Linked DNA regions of Homo sapiens: region 1 is linked to region 2. The links are chromatin loops, found by intact Hi-C in ENCODE. Cell type or tissue: GM12878. All regions are shown on one strand.

Region 1 (8,000 bases), 160 kb before region 2:
ATTGATCCTTTCATCATTATAGAATATTCTGTGTCCCTAGTAACAATTTTTGTCTCAAAGTGTATTTTAAAAATTAATAATTTTTGTGACTACATAGTATGTGTATATTCAAAGTTCATTTTGTATGATATTAGTATAGCCACCCAGCTCTATTTTGGTTATTGTTTGCATGGTACATATGTTTTACATCCTTTTAGTTTCAACCTATTTTTGTCCTTGAATCTAAAGTATGTCCTTTTTAGAAAGCATATAGTTGTGTTATGCCTTTAAAAAAATTCAGACTGGGTGTGGTGGCTCATGCCTGTAATCCCAGCACTTTGGGAGGCCGAGGCAGGCGGATCACCTGAGGTCAGGAGTTTGAGACCAGCCTGGCCAACATGGCAATACCCCTTCTCTGCTAAAAATACAAAAATTAGTTGGGTATGGTGGCGCACGCCTGTAGTCCCAGCTACTACTTGGGAGGCTGAGGCAGGAGAATCACTTGAACCTGGGAGGCGGAGGTTGCAGTGGCCAAAATTGTGCCACTGCACTCCAGCCTGGGCAGTGGAGTGAGACTCCATCTCAAAAAAACAAAAATGATTTCATTCTGTCGATCTTTGTCTTTTAATTGTAAGTGTTTATTTGCATTTTATGTGATGATTGATAAAGTAGGATTTACATCTGCCATTTTACTGTTTGTTTTCATCATATCATCATCTGTTGTTTTTGTTCTGTATTCTTCCATTTCTACCTTTTTTTTTTTGAGATGAAGTCTTGCTCTGTCGCCCAGGCTGGAGTGCAGTGGCATGATCTCAGCTCACTGCAACCTCCGCCTCCTGGGTTCAAGCGATTCTCCTGCCTCAGCCTCCGGAGTAGCTGGGATTACAGGCGTATGCCACCACACCTGGTTAATTTTTGTATTTTTAATGCAGATGGGATTTCACCATGTTGGCCAGGCTGGTCTTGAACTCCTGACCTCAGGTGATCCACCTGTCGGCCTCCCAAAGTGCTGGGATTATAGGCGTGAGCCACAGTGCCCGGCCTATTTACATTATCTTTTATATTTACCTGGTGTATCAATTTGTTCTGCTATGACAGAATACTACAGACTGGATAATTTATAAATAATAGAACTTTATTTCTCACAGTTCTGGGGATTGGGAAGTCCAAGATCAAGGCACTCCCAGATTTAGCATCTAGTGAAGGCTAGCTTTCTGTCTCCAAGATTGCTGCATCTTTATGTGACAAAAAGCAGTAGGGCAAAGGGATGAATAGCTTTCTCAGACCTCTTTTAGGTTATTAATCCCATTCATGAGGGCTTTGCTTTCATAAGTTAATCACCTCATAAAGGCCTTACCTCTTAATGCTATCACATTGGCGATTAAGTTTCAATATATTAATCTTGTAGGGACACATTAAGATCATTGCACCTGAGAATTACTTTTACTGGTACTCTTGTTTTTTCTTGTGAATTTTAGTTATTGTCTAGCACCCTTTCAACCTGGATGACTGCCTTTTGTATTTTCCTAGTGACAAATTCAGTTTTTGTTTATATAGTAATGTCTTAATTTCCCCTTTGTAATTAAGGATAGTTTTGCTGAATCTAGAATTCTTGGTTGACTGTTTTTTCCTTTCAACACTTTTACCACGTCATCCCATTGCCTTCTGGCCTCCACAGTGTTTGATGAGGATCGCTTGTATGTGATGAGTCACTTCTTTCGTGTTTTCAAGATTCTGTCATTGTCTTTTGACAGTTTGACTATAATGTGTCTCAGTGTAGAACTGTGAGTTTAATCTGTTTGGAATTCATTGAGCTTTTTGGACGTGAGATTAATTTTTTTTATTACATTTGGAAAACTTTCAGCCATTATTTCTTTAAATGTTTTTCCCCTCTCCTTCTTCTGTGACTTCAATTTTGCATGTTTTGGTAAACTTCATGGTGTTGCTCAGGTTTCTGAGACTCTGTTAATTTTTCTTTCTTATTTTCTTTCTGTTACTGGACTAGATAATCCCAGTTACCTCTCTTCAAGTTCCTGGATACTTCCTGCCTGTTCAAATATTCACTAGAATATTTGAGGCTGTCGAGCCTCTTTAGTGAATTCTTTATTTCAGTTATATTTTCTATTTTGTCCTATTAAAATATAATTTCTCTTTGTTGATATTCTTTATTCTTTGATATATTGACCTTATACTTTAGTTCTTGAGACATATTTTACTTTATGTAAAAGATGTTTTTCATATTTTTGTTTACTTGAGGTCATGTTTATAATAGCTGACTTTTAAAGTTTTGTCTAGTAAGCTCATCTGGGCTTTCCCTGGGATGGTTTCTGTTGATTGCTTTTTGTTCTATGGCTGGATCGTTTTATGTCTCACAATTTTTGGTTGAAAACTGGACGTTTTATTGTAATGTAGAAACTGAAAGCAGAAGGTTCCCCCTTTGCAGTATTGGCTTTTGTTTCTTGTAGTTGTTTCTTTGTTTAGTGACTTCTCTGAATTAATTTTTAAAAGTCTGTGTTCTTTGTTATGTATTACCACTGAATTCTCTCCTTGTTTATTTTAGTGAGTGACTTCCTCAACTGTCTGGGACCACTAAGTCTCCCAGTCTTTGCTGAAGGGTGTTCTGTGCAGTCAGTTGACAACATTGCCATAGCCATTATTTTGATTGTGCAGAGCCTCATGGTAAAGCGGAGGTGAGCACCTGGGGACTTCTCAGATTTTTCTGGGCGTGCACACAGCCCCTTATCTGTGCTTGGCTTTCTTGATTATTAGGTTTTTCATATTTTTGTTGGAGCTTTTAAAACTCTTACAGACATCTCAGTCTCCTGCTTTTCCTTCTGAAGTTTTTGGTTGGTCTTTTGTTTGTCTCTGTTGTTATCCACTGCTTTAGCCAGCCTCTAAGCTAAACAATTCCCTGGAATTCTTTTCAACAAATGGCCTTCAAGTAAAGGGATTTCACACTGGTGAACTCTATTTATGTGAAATACCTAGCTTTGCAAGAGGGATCTTCCAGGGAACATTTATACAGGTGAATTTTCTGGGAATGAGGCTTTGATGGAGCTTCAGCCTCATTGTACTCCCTCTGCTGGCTTTTCAGGCTGCTGGATTTTACCAGAAATCTATTATGCTGTTTGTTTTCAAGTCTACTGCAGAGCTGTATGGAGAAAATGGGACTAGGGCAAATTAAAAAGCCACAAAGCTTTCTGTTTTTACTAAGATTTGGCCATTTTTCTTCACTAAACGCTTCCAAGATTCCTGCAAGCCTTTGATTCGTTTCCAGAGTTATTATAAAGTTAATTCTGAAACTATTTGCTCGTTTTCTCATGGGAGAGGAATTGTTAGAGGTTCTTAAGCCACCATTTTTGCTGATGTCACGCTTCATTTCTTTCTGAAGGTTTTAAAATTATGATTTCACACAGATCTTTCAGTTCAAATTCAGGACTACAATGTTTTGTTATCAATTTTAAATATGTCTTTTCTTCTATGTTGAAAATTTTGGTTCTCAAAGACAACATAATGACTCAGTTTCTTTATCACATACTACATACATTAACAGTGTTGGAATAACAGTACCAGCACTACCATGAGCTACAGTCATCTGCCATGTAACAATATTTTGGTCAATGATGGTAAGGTTGGTTCCGTAAGATTATAATACCATATTTTTACTGTACCTTTTCTATGTTTAGATATGTTTAGACACAAATATTTACCACTGTGTTACATTGGTCTGTTGTATTCAGTACAGTAACATGCTGTGCCAGATTTGTAGCCTAGGTGTGTAGTAGGATATACCATCTAGGTTTGTGTAAGTATACTCTATTGTGTTTGCAGAGGGATGAAATTGCCTAATGTTGCATTTATCAGGATATATCCTGGTCTTAAGGGATGCATGACTGTACGTGGTTTCGAATTGTAGCTTGAGGATTTTTTTGTAGTTCTTTTATTTTTGTCCCTAAGGTATTTTCCACTGGGAGTATTTGGTTAAATTGCTGTTTTAAAGTTCTTTGAAATAATTGTTCTATGTCTGGTTACGTTATCAGCTGGCTACATAGTAAGGTTTGTTTGTTTCATTTTGCTTTTGGCTTTATAAAGATTGCTTTTTTAACTTCATAAAGATTGCTTTATTTATAGTGTAACATTTAAAATACATATATGATTGTGAAATATTTACATTGTTCCAGAACCAAATCTACCATCATATTCCCTCCTCAACCATTTAAAAACAAGTTTATGACTTTTTGTTTTAAAAATTAAAGGCAAATATATATATGCACACTTGTGCCTGTATATGTGGCTATAATTTTTTTTCCATTCTCTTTTACTTTGCTCAGGTAGTACAGTAGCTAATGCTTCTTGGGTTTGGTCTCTACAGACAATCATTCTTTGTACTCCTCTCAGTGATAGATTTTTACTCAAAAATCTTCTCAAAGAAAAGTAAAATTTGATGTCCCTCAACATTTGGGCCTCCATATAACTTTTAAACCCCATCCTCAATACTTCTCCTCCATCTTTTCTTTTTCTTTTTGGACACAGTCTTTCTCTGTAGCTCAGGCTGGAGTGCAGTGGTGCGGTCATGGCTGACTGCAGCCACACTCTCCCCGGATTAAGCTATCTTCCTGCCTCAGCCTCCTGAGTAGCTGAGACTACAGGCATGTACCACGCCTGGCTAATTTTTTTTAAATGTTTAGTAAAAATGAGGTCTCAGTGTGTTGCCCAAGGTGGTCTTGAACTCCTGAGCTCAAGTGATGCTCCCACCTCAGCCTCCCAAATTGCTGAGATTACAGGTGTGAGATACCGTGTATGGCCCTCCATCTTTTCTTCTTATTTTTATTTCAAGACCCTTAAATGGCTTCCTTTCTCTTTTTATGAAGCTTTCCCTTAATCGTTTAGAGGTAGAACCAATTCCTCTTTGTGCTTCCAGAATAAAAAAAAAAATTCATTCATCTTTTCTTTTTTAATTTTATTTTTAAATATTGTGTGTGTATATATATATGTAGAGAGAGAGACTGTATGTGTATGTGTGTGTATGTGTGTGTATATAGAGAGAGAGAGCGAGAGAGAGAGAGATGGGGTTTCGCCATGTTGCTCAGGCTGGTCTTCAACTCCTGTCCTCAAGTGAGCCCACCTCGGCCTCCCAGTGTTGGGATTATCGGCGTGAGCCACTGTGGTGCTGGGCCCATCTTTTCTTGTTAGGAGCAGCATTATTGATACATAATTTGCATAAAGTGTACAGTTCTAGTTTTACTTTTTAACTTCTCTTTCCACTTCCCATTCTTTAGCGCTTTCTTCTCTTATTTATCATCACATTTCACATTGCCAGTGCTGACATTTCTTCATTTTTCTATTTTAGACATTTTCCTACTATGGAAGGTAACCTTTCCCCCCCACTCTCTTCTCCATTTGCCCCTGCATTTCCCTTCTTGTCCATAGTGTTGTATCTTTGTGTTAAGTCAACATTTAGATTATTAAAACTACATAAATAAGTGCTGTTCACTATGGTTACTTTTCCTTTCCGTGTACTTTTTTTGAGGCATTAGTTGGCTTTTTGTTACTGTTTTAATTTTCTGTGTTTTCTCTCATATGTATGTAAGCCCCAATATGGTCAGACACATCAGGTAATTTATCAGTTCCTTTTTTTGTTGTTGTTGTTGAGATGGAGCTTCGCTCTTATTGCCCAGGCTGGAGTGCAGTGGTGCCATCTCGGCTGACTGCAACCTCTGCCTCCCGGGTTCAAGTAGTTCCCCTGCCTCAGCCTCTCAAGTAGCTGGGATTACAGGCGTGTGCCACCACGCCCGGCTAATTGTGTGTGTGTGTGTGTGTGTGTGGTTTTTTTTTTCTTTTTTTTTTTTTTTCTGAGACAGCGTCTTGTTCTGTCGCCCAGGCTGGAGTGCAGTGGCGCGATCCTGGCTCACTGCAACCTTCACTTCCCGTGTTCTCAAGTGATTCTCCTGTCTCAGCTTCTAGAGTAGCATGTATTTTTTTTAGTAGAGATGGGGTTTCACCATGTTGATCAGGCTGGTCTCGAACTCCTGACCTCAAGTGATCCACCCGTCTTGGCCTCCCAAAGTGCTGGGATTACAGGTGTGAGCCACTGCTTCTGGCCTCCATTTTTTTTTTTTTTTTTTTTTTTAAATTACCTGTATCCTTCAAAGGTGACTGTTGTTGTATAGGTCACTGGGCCTGTTGGACAGCTGGCATTCTGGGACTTTCACTCATCCTGGGGCTGCAAGAAGCATAAGCCTGGCAGCTAGTGTTTTGATAGCCAAACTGTGGAAGTGGACTTGGGCCATTCTGCACCCTGACCTGTGCTCAGTGTGTCTGTTTTAATTTAACATCTCTGTTGAGTTAAATGTTTAATTTTTTATTGGGGTAGGGGAAAAAGTAATAGAGGAGGGACAGTTCCCTGGTAGTGTTTTCTGGAGGAGTAGGTCTAGAGGACTAATTAGTTCTTATTCAGTTTTTTTCATTAGTCTTCAGTTCCTGCCATCATTTCTTTCCAGGATTCTGCTGCTTGAAAGGGCTTTTGTCTTGGTAGCTGAAATCTAAGACACTTGGCATTTCATGTACTTTTTGTGTTTCATAATTTATGGACCTGCTTTGTCTGTTGTTGTCTTCTCTCCCTTTCTGGTCTGGTTATCTTGTTGCATAACAAACCACCACCAATGCCACCATTTTATGATGTTCACAGGATTTGTGGGTCAGGAATTTGGAAAGGGTACAGCAGGGATATCTTCTTTTTGCTGTACGTGTTTGGGGCCTCAGTTGTGATGACTCATGGCAGAGAGAGACTGAAGGATGGCTTCATCACATGTGTGGCACCTTGGCAAGGATGTGTAGAAGGGTGGGCTCAGCTGTGTTGTCAACCCAAGGGCCTGTATATGGCCTTCCCAGCGTGGCTCGTTTAAGGTAGTTATATAGAAGCTCAGGGATCCAAGAGTGAGTGTGTAAGAGGACCAAGTAGAAAGCTGCATGTCCTTTTAAGTGACCTGTCGTCAGAAGTCACACAGTGTCATTTTTGCCCTAACCTGTTGGTCAAAGCCTACCCAGATTTTAGGAGAGGGGACAGAAACCCCATCTCTTGATGTGGAAGAGGCAAGGCCACACTGCAGATAAGGATGTGACATGGGGGATATTGTGGCCATTTTTAGGAAGTATTGGCTGTACTTCTAGGGTTGCTGTCTTTTAATTCCTTCACTTTCTTTTCAGAGATGTTGGAAGGGAACAGAGATAACTCCATTTTCAAATTGTCATGTTTAACCAGAAGTCCTTTGCGTGATGATTTTTGTTTTTAAGGAAACTTGTTGAAGTGTAACATGAACCCATTTGAGTTCACATATCACAAGTGTGCCATTCAGTGAATTATCACATAGTAAACACATTTGGTAAATGCTACCTCAAATCAGGAAGTGGAACAGTAGTAGCAATTTGAAGCATCTCTTGCCCCTTCATAGTTAATACCTTTATCTTCCTCCTCAAGGGTAACCATTACACCGACTTCTATCATCATAGATTAATTTTGTTTATTTTAGAATTTTATATAATGGAACCGTATAATAGGTACCCTTGTGTTTGGCTGCATTTGCTCAACAACACATTTGAGATTCATCCTTCTTATTCATCCTTGAGTTTGCAAAAACAGAAACATCATTTGTTTTTATTGCTGAATAGTATTCCGGCGTTCAAATACATGAATTTATCCCTTTTGCTGTTGATGTCTCCTATAGTGGTTAAAGGTCTCTGGATCTTCACTCTTATTTGTATTGTTTACTTGCATGGTGGGCACTTTAATAACTTTCATTTAATAGCTTATCTTTGACTTTGCTGCCACCCTTCACCCCCCCACCCAAATGATTATATTTTGATCATGTCTTCTATACTATATGGAGGACCTTTATTTACCATTCTCTGTTTTGAAATGTATAGTCACCTATAGATAACTATACATTTCAAAATACTAATACCGTAGAGTATTAGTCATCTATACATTTCTGTAATGTACTGTGAAATAAGAAGTAGGACAA
Region 2 (8,000 bases):
GGCAGAGAAAAACTGAAGTAGCAAGTATAGACAGTTCCAGCACACATGCTTACAGTTGTTTGGGCTACACACTGCACAGTGCCAAGGCTTCCATTTCCATATACCGTGGCATAAAAGAGAACAACAACCGGGTGTAGCTGACAGGGAAAATGGGATTAGGAGTTGTTGTCTTGTTGTTGTTTTAAATTTAAAATGAGAGAAATAACAGTAAAAGTCAATGGGAAAGATTCAGTAGAGAGGGAGAAAATGGCAAAGGAGAAAGGGGAATTGTTAGAATGGGTGAGAGGATGGGATTTTGGGGGTTCATTGTCTTTAAGCATTAAACAGTTGTTAAAAGGATAACACGAGATTTTTGTTAAAATGCCTATCATAGTTCTAAGGTATAACTGGCAGTTAATAAGTGAAAGCCTTTGTTATGATTGTAAAGCATAGTTCTATTTTCTTTTCTCTCACATCTACTTCTTTGGCTCACTTAGTTGCTGAAGTTTTCAATACTCTCTTAACCCTGTTTTGGAAATGTGGGATTCTTTAAAAACGTAATTCGTAATTCTAATAAAAAGGAACTCCTCAGTTGGCAGGCCACGAGGCTTCTGTAATTTACCATACTAAGTAGCAGGGAGCCCCCAGCCTTTGCTTCACACGCCCTTCAAAGCCATTATCTGTAGGAACTTTACAATTTAAGTAATGAGGTTGAGAGAGTTGTTTAGAAAATGATGTTGAACTGATTCCAGGTCAAAAGTTTCCCAAATGAAGTTTCTGCATATCACTACAGCTGGGAAGCCTCTGTCTCTGCTGTTGATATATGGTATTAATATCATAGACTCTAAAGAGGCCTTTTTGGTAACTTGTCTTATACAAACCTATTTGAATAATTTTTGAAATTGTAATGAAAACTAGACAACTGGTAGACCTATATGGTATATCTACCTTTTAGTTTTTGATCAAGGGAGGAATTTACATTACAGTGTGGAATGGGTTTATTCAGATTGCTTTTGGTAGCAAGGGTATAATTTAAGATATGAAAGTAAAATTATATTAATTGTAGGTGATTATTCAGCAAGTACTCTAAAGAATTTGTAGCTTAAAATACCTTGATTTGCAGATAGAGAAGATGTAATAAAATAGTTACTTTGTCACATTTCTGCATATTGTAATCAGTGTATTTGTTAAATAATTGGCCTCTGAATTAAATATTTTACATTTGATGAAATTTTAACTCACCTACCCAGACTTTCTTGGATAATATTTTAAATATTGATATGATTATAATATGCAGTGTTTTTGCTTTATGAGAAATTTTCATGTAACTTACAAATTTCAACCTTCCTTTATTATGATTGAACTTTGTTACTTATTAAATCATTTACAACTAATTGCACTCCTTTACACACTCACTGGTGTGTATCTTTTTTTTGTTTTTTTTTTTTTTTTTGAGATGGAGCCTGGCTCTGTCGCCAAGCCTGGAGTGCAGTGGTGCGATCTTGGCTCACTGCAACCTCCGCCTCCTAGGTTCAAGTGATTCTCCTGCCTCAGCCTCCCGAGTAGCTGGGATTACAGGTGCCCACCACCATGCCCGGCTAATTTTTGTATTTTAATAGAGACAGGGCTTCACCATGTTGACCAGGCTGGTCTTGAACTTCTGACCTTAGGTGATCTGCCTGCCTTGGCCTCCCAATGTGCTGGGATTCCAGGTGTGAGCCACTGCGCCTGGCCAATGTGTATCAACTTTTAATATATCTAGTGTTTTAGGTAGATAAGCCTATTGAGTAAAAACATTAGTTTAAAATTTTCAGCTTCAGAAACTGATTTTAGGGGCATGCTAGCTGACTTTAACTAGATGATTAAATGCACCTTTTAGTATATAAATATCTTGTTATCAGCTATAGTTTTATTCTTTTATAGCTTATTACTGACAAAATGCTCTAACCTTGTTGCTGAAGTAATCTCAACTCCAAATGTAAACTCGTTTTATGATTCCAATGTTACTTTAATCAGTGTTGCTGAAAAATTGGCTGTCCTATTTAATTATTTTGTAAGTAAAATGAAATGAAAATATTCTTCTTAAAGAAGTTTCTCTGTGACACCAGAGGCAAATTTCAGGTAAAAATTAGTTCCAGTTATCATATTTTCATTCTATTAAATGCCCTAAGTGATCTTCCTCTAGTCTTAAAACTTCTATTAACTGTTAGTATACTGCCCCCTCAGATTGCTTTAACAGTAGCAGTGTATTTTTCTAAGTTTTCAAATTCAGGTGATGAAAAATAAAGTTTATCTCAAAGTCATTAGTGGAGACTTAAAATGTCTTTTTCTCCCCTTTTTTTTTAAAAAAAAAAAAAAAAAAGAGAGACACAAGGTTCTGCTCTGTCACCCAGGCTGGAGTACAGTGGCACCATCTTAGCTCACTGCTGGCTCAAACTCCTGGGCTCAAGAGATCCTCCCACCTTGGCCTCCTGTGTAGCTGGACTACAGGCACACTTGTCAACACACCTAGCTTGTCTGCCTGCTTTCCTTCCCTCTCTCCCCTCTCTCCCTCCTCTCTCCTCTCTCTTCTTTCTCTTTCTCTTTCTCTTTCTCTTTCTCTTTCTCTTTCCCTTTCCCTTTCCCTTTCCCTTTCCCTTTCTCTCTCTCTTTTTCTTTTGTGGAGACGGAGTCTCATTGTGTTGCCCAGCCTGGTCTCGAACTCCTGGCCTCAAACGATCCTCCTGCCTCGGCCTTCCAGAGTGCTGGGATTACAGACATAAGCCACTGCACCAAGCCTATCTAGTCTTCTAAATATGTGTGGATGGATAGATGGGGAAACTTTAGGTATTTTTTGAAATATTTTCATAGATTTAATAGTTCTGCCCTTAATTTTGAGGATAGCTACTTTAACAATAGGATTTGAATTACAGAAGATTATATTTTAATGATAATTTTAAAGGCTTAATGAACTCACTTTCTATATTAATCTTTTAACAGATCACAGACCAGTGAGAGTTGGTTTATGTTGATCCATGGTCATAGCTTTTAATTATTAATGATGATATATGTCTATCCATGTCTGATTTTAGAGATGAAAATATGTATATTGGAACTTAAAATTTGTAATGCTTCATCTGAAGTAGTTTATTCTACACTAATAATGGAGTCATTTTAGATAGCAAGGAAGAAAAATTTCTCTAAAGATGTTAAATACTGATTAGCTAAGTTGCAGGTACTTTTTGATAACTTTAGGACTTGGGTCAAATTATCTTATACAGTTAGATATTTATTTTTAGTGGCTTTTCTCTTTAATATTTTAAATTCTGTATATTCTGAGTTTGCTTAATATTAGATTTAAACTATTTTTCTTTCTTTTTAGGGGCTTCACAAAGGTCAGAGTTCACATTCGGCAGGTCCTAATGGTGAACGACCTCTCTCTTCCACTGGGCCTTCCCAGCATCTCCAGGCAGCTGGCTCTGGTATTCAGAATCAGAACGGACATCCCACCCTGCCTAGCAATTCAGTAACACAGGGGGCTGCTCTCAATCACCTCTCCTCTCACACTGCTACCTCAGGTGGACAACAAGGCATTACCTTAACCAAAGAGAGCAAGCCTTCAGGAAACATATTGACGGTGCCTGAAACAAGCAGGCACACTGGAGAGACACCTAACAGCACTGCCAGTGTCGAGGGACTTCCTAATCATGTCCATCAGATGACGGCAGATGCTGTTTGCAGTCCTAGCCATGGAGATTCTAAGTCACCAGGTTTACTAAGTTCAGACAATCCTCAGCTCTCTGCCTTGTTGATGGGAAAAGCCAATAACAATGTGGGTACTGGAACCTGTGACAAAGTCAATAACATCCACCCAGCTGTTCATACAAAGACTGATAACTCTGTTGCCTCTTCACCATCTTCAGCCATTTCAACAGCAACACCTTCTCCAAAATCCACTGAGCAGACAACCACAAACAGTGTTACCAGCCTTAACAGCCCTCACAGTGGGCTACACACAATTAATGGAGAAGGGATGGAAGAATCTCAGAGCCCCATGAAAACAGATCTGCTTCTGGTTAACCACAAACCTAGTCCACAGATCATACCATCAATGTCTGTGTCCATATACCCCAGCTCAGCAGAAGTTCTGAAGGCATGCAGGTTAGTGTGGGAAAGTTCATCAAAGTGAAAATGTTTGACTTACTGGCATGATCAGAATGCTGAAATTTGGACCGTTTAAGATATGGGAAGTAAGCAAAAGATGGTGTAGTCATTCATCTAAGAGTTTGACAGAAGCTTTATTTTGCTTAGATGTTGTAGTCAAATCAGATGTGAGAAGTATTCCTGTAAATTGCTTATTTTGAGTGGGTGTGTCTGATTGTGCTGTTACTGCCCTCTACTGGTTACTAGGTTGTCAGCTTCAGTGTGATTGACTTCGCTCTGGGGATTTAAACAAGAGAATGGGTTAAATCATATTTGGCCAAATACAGCAAGGCTGGAAAACCCTATGGGTTTTTTTTTTTTTTTTATCAGAGCCTATTAAATGTTAGGCTAGGAATGGACCCCATCACTTATCAAGGCTAGTCTTTGCTTACAATTGAGAAAACTGGACTGTTTGAATCTAGAAGAGGTTATAAAGCAGGCAGAAGAGGAAGGAAGAGGTCAGGGGCAATGGGCAGTGGAGAGACATGACAGACTGTCAGCCATTCTGGAAGGAGCCAGACATATTCTGCTAGTCTAGGAAGGGCAGGGCCTCAGAAATTTATGAAGAAATGAACCTCCTCTGTCCCACAAAAGAAGAATCAAAGGATCAGGCAGCATCATCTTTCTCTGATATTTGGAGGACATATAGATTCTTACTGGCCTTTTCATTGTATATGACACATATATAATTTTTCTCATTTACTTGTAGTTGTTGTCCTCTATAAGTGACTAAATCTTGAATGAAATTTAGTTAACATAACTGGAACAAACAAATAATTCTGTAATATTTTCTGATACATTAAATGTTAAGTTTGAGCAGACATATAGTAGATTTTAAAAAGATCTTTTTTTGGTTGTAGATTGTCATGATATATAGAAAATAACCATTCTATAAATAGAAATTATAAACATTAGTTCTAGTTTGGCTACATTGACCATTTAATATAGCTTTTACATTTTAAAGTTCAAAACAATTCTTATTTATAGCCATATAAACCTCTTCCTGCAGTTGCTAGTACTTATATGTCTTATTTATTGTTATGTAAAAGTGTGATTATCTTTTCTGTTGTTCAGATTATTTTATTAGAAGGTATCCTGGGTCTACCGTTAAATGTTTGTCACTGACGAATGATTGAGGTGAAATTAAATTTTATTTATATATAAGTTTGCTGCTTGGGAGGGATGTGGGGTAGGAGCAATGGAGTATGGAGAAGAAATTTCAATTAATTTAAATTTATCGCTTTAATTGTGACACTAGAACTTTACTATAAATTACACTATAGTCATTTTTCTTTAAAGAGTTTGAGTGTTAAAAATACCTTTTGGTCTGTGTTTTCTTTTCTTTTCTTGTCTTTTCTTGTCTTTTCTTGTCTTTTCTTGTCTTTTTTTAAGACAGTTTCGCTCTTGTTGCCCAGGCTGGAGTGCAATGGCGCGATTTCAACTTACCGCACGCTCTGCCTCCCAGGTTCAAGCGATTCTCCTGCCTCAAGCCTCCCAAGTAGCTGGGTGGGATTACAGGCATGCAGCACCACACCTGGCTAATTTTGTATTTTTTAGTAGAGACGGGGTTTCTCCATGTTGGTCAGGCTGGTCTTGAACTCCCAACCTCAAGTGTTCCACCTGCCTCTGCCTCCCAAAGTGCTGGGATTACAGGCGTGAGCCACTGTGCCCAGCTGGTCTTTGTTTCATTTTCTATTAGTTTCTATTTCTGTTAGTTTCTATTTCATTATTTCCTGTCAAATTTTAACTATTTAGTTGTTATTCTGACATAGACTAGGGCAGAAATTACATCCTTTTTTATATTTTATTTTTTTCTTTATTGGGTCCACGTTGTTGGCAGCATTTTCCTTAGTGACCTACAACATGGTGATTGCTGTAATTAATCTTAACTGTCTTACAAGATTTTTTAAGGTCAGTAACTTAAGAGGACATTGGATGATCTCTAAATGAAATTCTTCTAAAGCATATAGTGAGGTTCTTGAGTTCCTAAAATTTGTTTCTTTAGAAATTTTTATATTATAGGTTTTTATATTAGTTTTTTTTTTGAAGTTAGGCTATCATTCAGTTCAACTCTGGGCCTACAGAAAATAGGGAGTGTTCAGATTAAATGCTACACTTGGCTCTCCTTAGACAGTGCCTTGATTCACTGCCAGTTTGACTGTCTTCTACCTGCTCCTCACTCATCTGCTGGGGCCTCTGTCCTGTTTCCTAGGTACTGCTGCTCTAACTGCTGGAGCAGGGGCTTTCTCTCTCATCCACTCTCTGTAGACTCAGGACAGTTGCTAGAAAATGGGGAAGATTTGGAGGTTCAAAACTAACATCATGAACTGCATGGGACCTAAGGAGGAATATTGTCAGAAAGAGTTCCATGGAGCTATGTTCTGTTCCCCAAGTTACAAACTGTGTATAGTAGCAGTTTTCATAAGTTTGTATTAATAAATTGTATATTATTTAAAAAAATATAATAATATATATATATATACATATATATACTTTAAGTTCTAGGGTACATGTGCACAATGTGCAGGCTCGTTTCATAGGTATACATGTGCCATGCTGGCCAGCTGCACCCATCAACCTGTCATTTACATTAGATATTTCTCCCAATGCTATCCCTCCCCCTGCCTTCCACCCCACAGCAGGCCCCGGTGTGTGATGTTCCTCACCCTGTGTCCATGTGTTCTCATTGTTCAGTTCCTAGCTATGAGTGAGAACATGCAGTATTTGGTTTTCCGTCCTTGTGATAATTTGCTCAGAATGATGGTTTCCAGCTTCATCCATGTCCCTGCAAAGGACATGAACTCATCCTTTTTTATGGCTGCATAGTATTCCATGGTGTATGTGTGCTGCATTTTCTTAATCCAGTCTATCATTGATGGACATTTGGGTTGGTTCCAAGTCTTTGCTATTGTGAATAGTGCCACAATAAACATACGTGTGCGTGTGTCTTTATAGTAGCATGATTTATAATCCTCTGGGTATATACCCAGTAATGAATGGGATTGCTGGGTCAAATGGTATTCTAGCTCTTGATCCTTGAGGAATCTCCACACTGTCTTCCACAATGGTTGAGCTAGTTTACACTCCCAGCAGTGTAAAAGTGTTCCTATTTCTCCACATCCTCTCCAGCATCTGTTGTTTCCTGACTTTTTAATGATTGCCATTCTAACTGGTGTGAGATGGTTATCTCATTGTGGTTTTGATTTGCATTTCTCTGATCACCTGTGATGATGAGCATTTTTTCATGCGTCTTTTGGCTGCATAAATGTCTTCTTTTGAGAAGTGTCTGTTATATCCTTTGCCCACTTTTGGATGGGGTTGTTTGTTTTTTTCTTGTAAATTTGTTTAAGTTCTTTGTAGATTCTGGATATTAGCCCTTTGTCAGAATGGATAGATTGCAAAAGTTTTCTCCCGTTCTGTAGGTTGCCTGTTCACTCTGATGGTAGTTTCTTTTGCTGTGCAGAAGCTCTTTAGTTTAATTAGATCCCATTTGTCTATTTTGGCTTTTGTTGCCATTGCTTTTGGTGTTTTAGTCATGAAGTCCTTGCCCATGCCTATGTCGTGAATGGTATTGCCTAGGTTTTCTTCTAGGGTTTTTATGGTTTTAGGTCTAACGTTTAAGTCTTTAATCCATCTTGAATTAATTTTTGTAAAAGATGTAAGGAAGGGATCCCGTTTCAGCTTTCTACATATGACCAGCCAGTTTTCCCAGCACCATTTATTAAATAGGGAATCCTTTCCTCATTTCTTGTTTTTGTCAGGTTTGTCAAAGATCAGATGATTGTAGATGTGTGGTGTTATTTCTGAGGCCTCTGTTCTGTTCCATTGGTCTATATCTC

The links. A loop is a pair of places that touch in the nucleus more often than their neighbours do. Peaks named below come from ENCODE experiments on the same cell type or tissue, not always from the same donor. Only the 100,000 strongest peaks of a DNase experiment are listed, where the experiment ranks them.
Region 1: it touches region 2 in a loop (2.3-fold over the local background); 4 of 110 quality-filtered maps call a loop at or near these places.

What each region holds. Positions count from the first base shown.
Region 1 is chrX:44,901,666-44,909,665 of GRCh38, forward strand. All of the region lies in intron 2 of KDM6A (lysine demethylase 6A), which reads left to right. Among named protein-coding and RNA genes, the nearest start is that of KDM6A, 32 kb to the left of the region's middle. In GM12878, a CTCF peak has its summit at 3,079 (motif pointing left); a DNase peak (open chromatin) is centred at 2,603; H3K4me3 peaks cover 3,145 bases; H3K27ac peaks cover 5,670 bases.
Region 2 is chrX:45,066,239-45,074,238 of GRCh38, forward strand. KDM6A (lysine demethylase 6A) reads left to right here. Exons shown (of 30, transcript NM_001291415.2): 18 at 3,341-4,119. Among named protein-coding and RNA genes, the nearest start is that of DIPK2B, 130 kb to the right of the region's middle. In GM12878, a CTCF peak has its summit at 4,362 (motif pointing left); DNase peaks (open chromatin) are centred at 4,313 and 5,893; H3K27ac peaks cover 1,325 bases.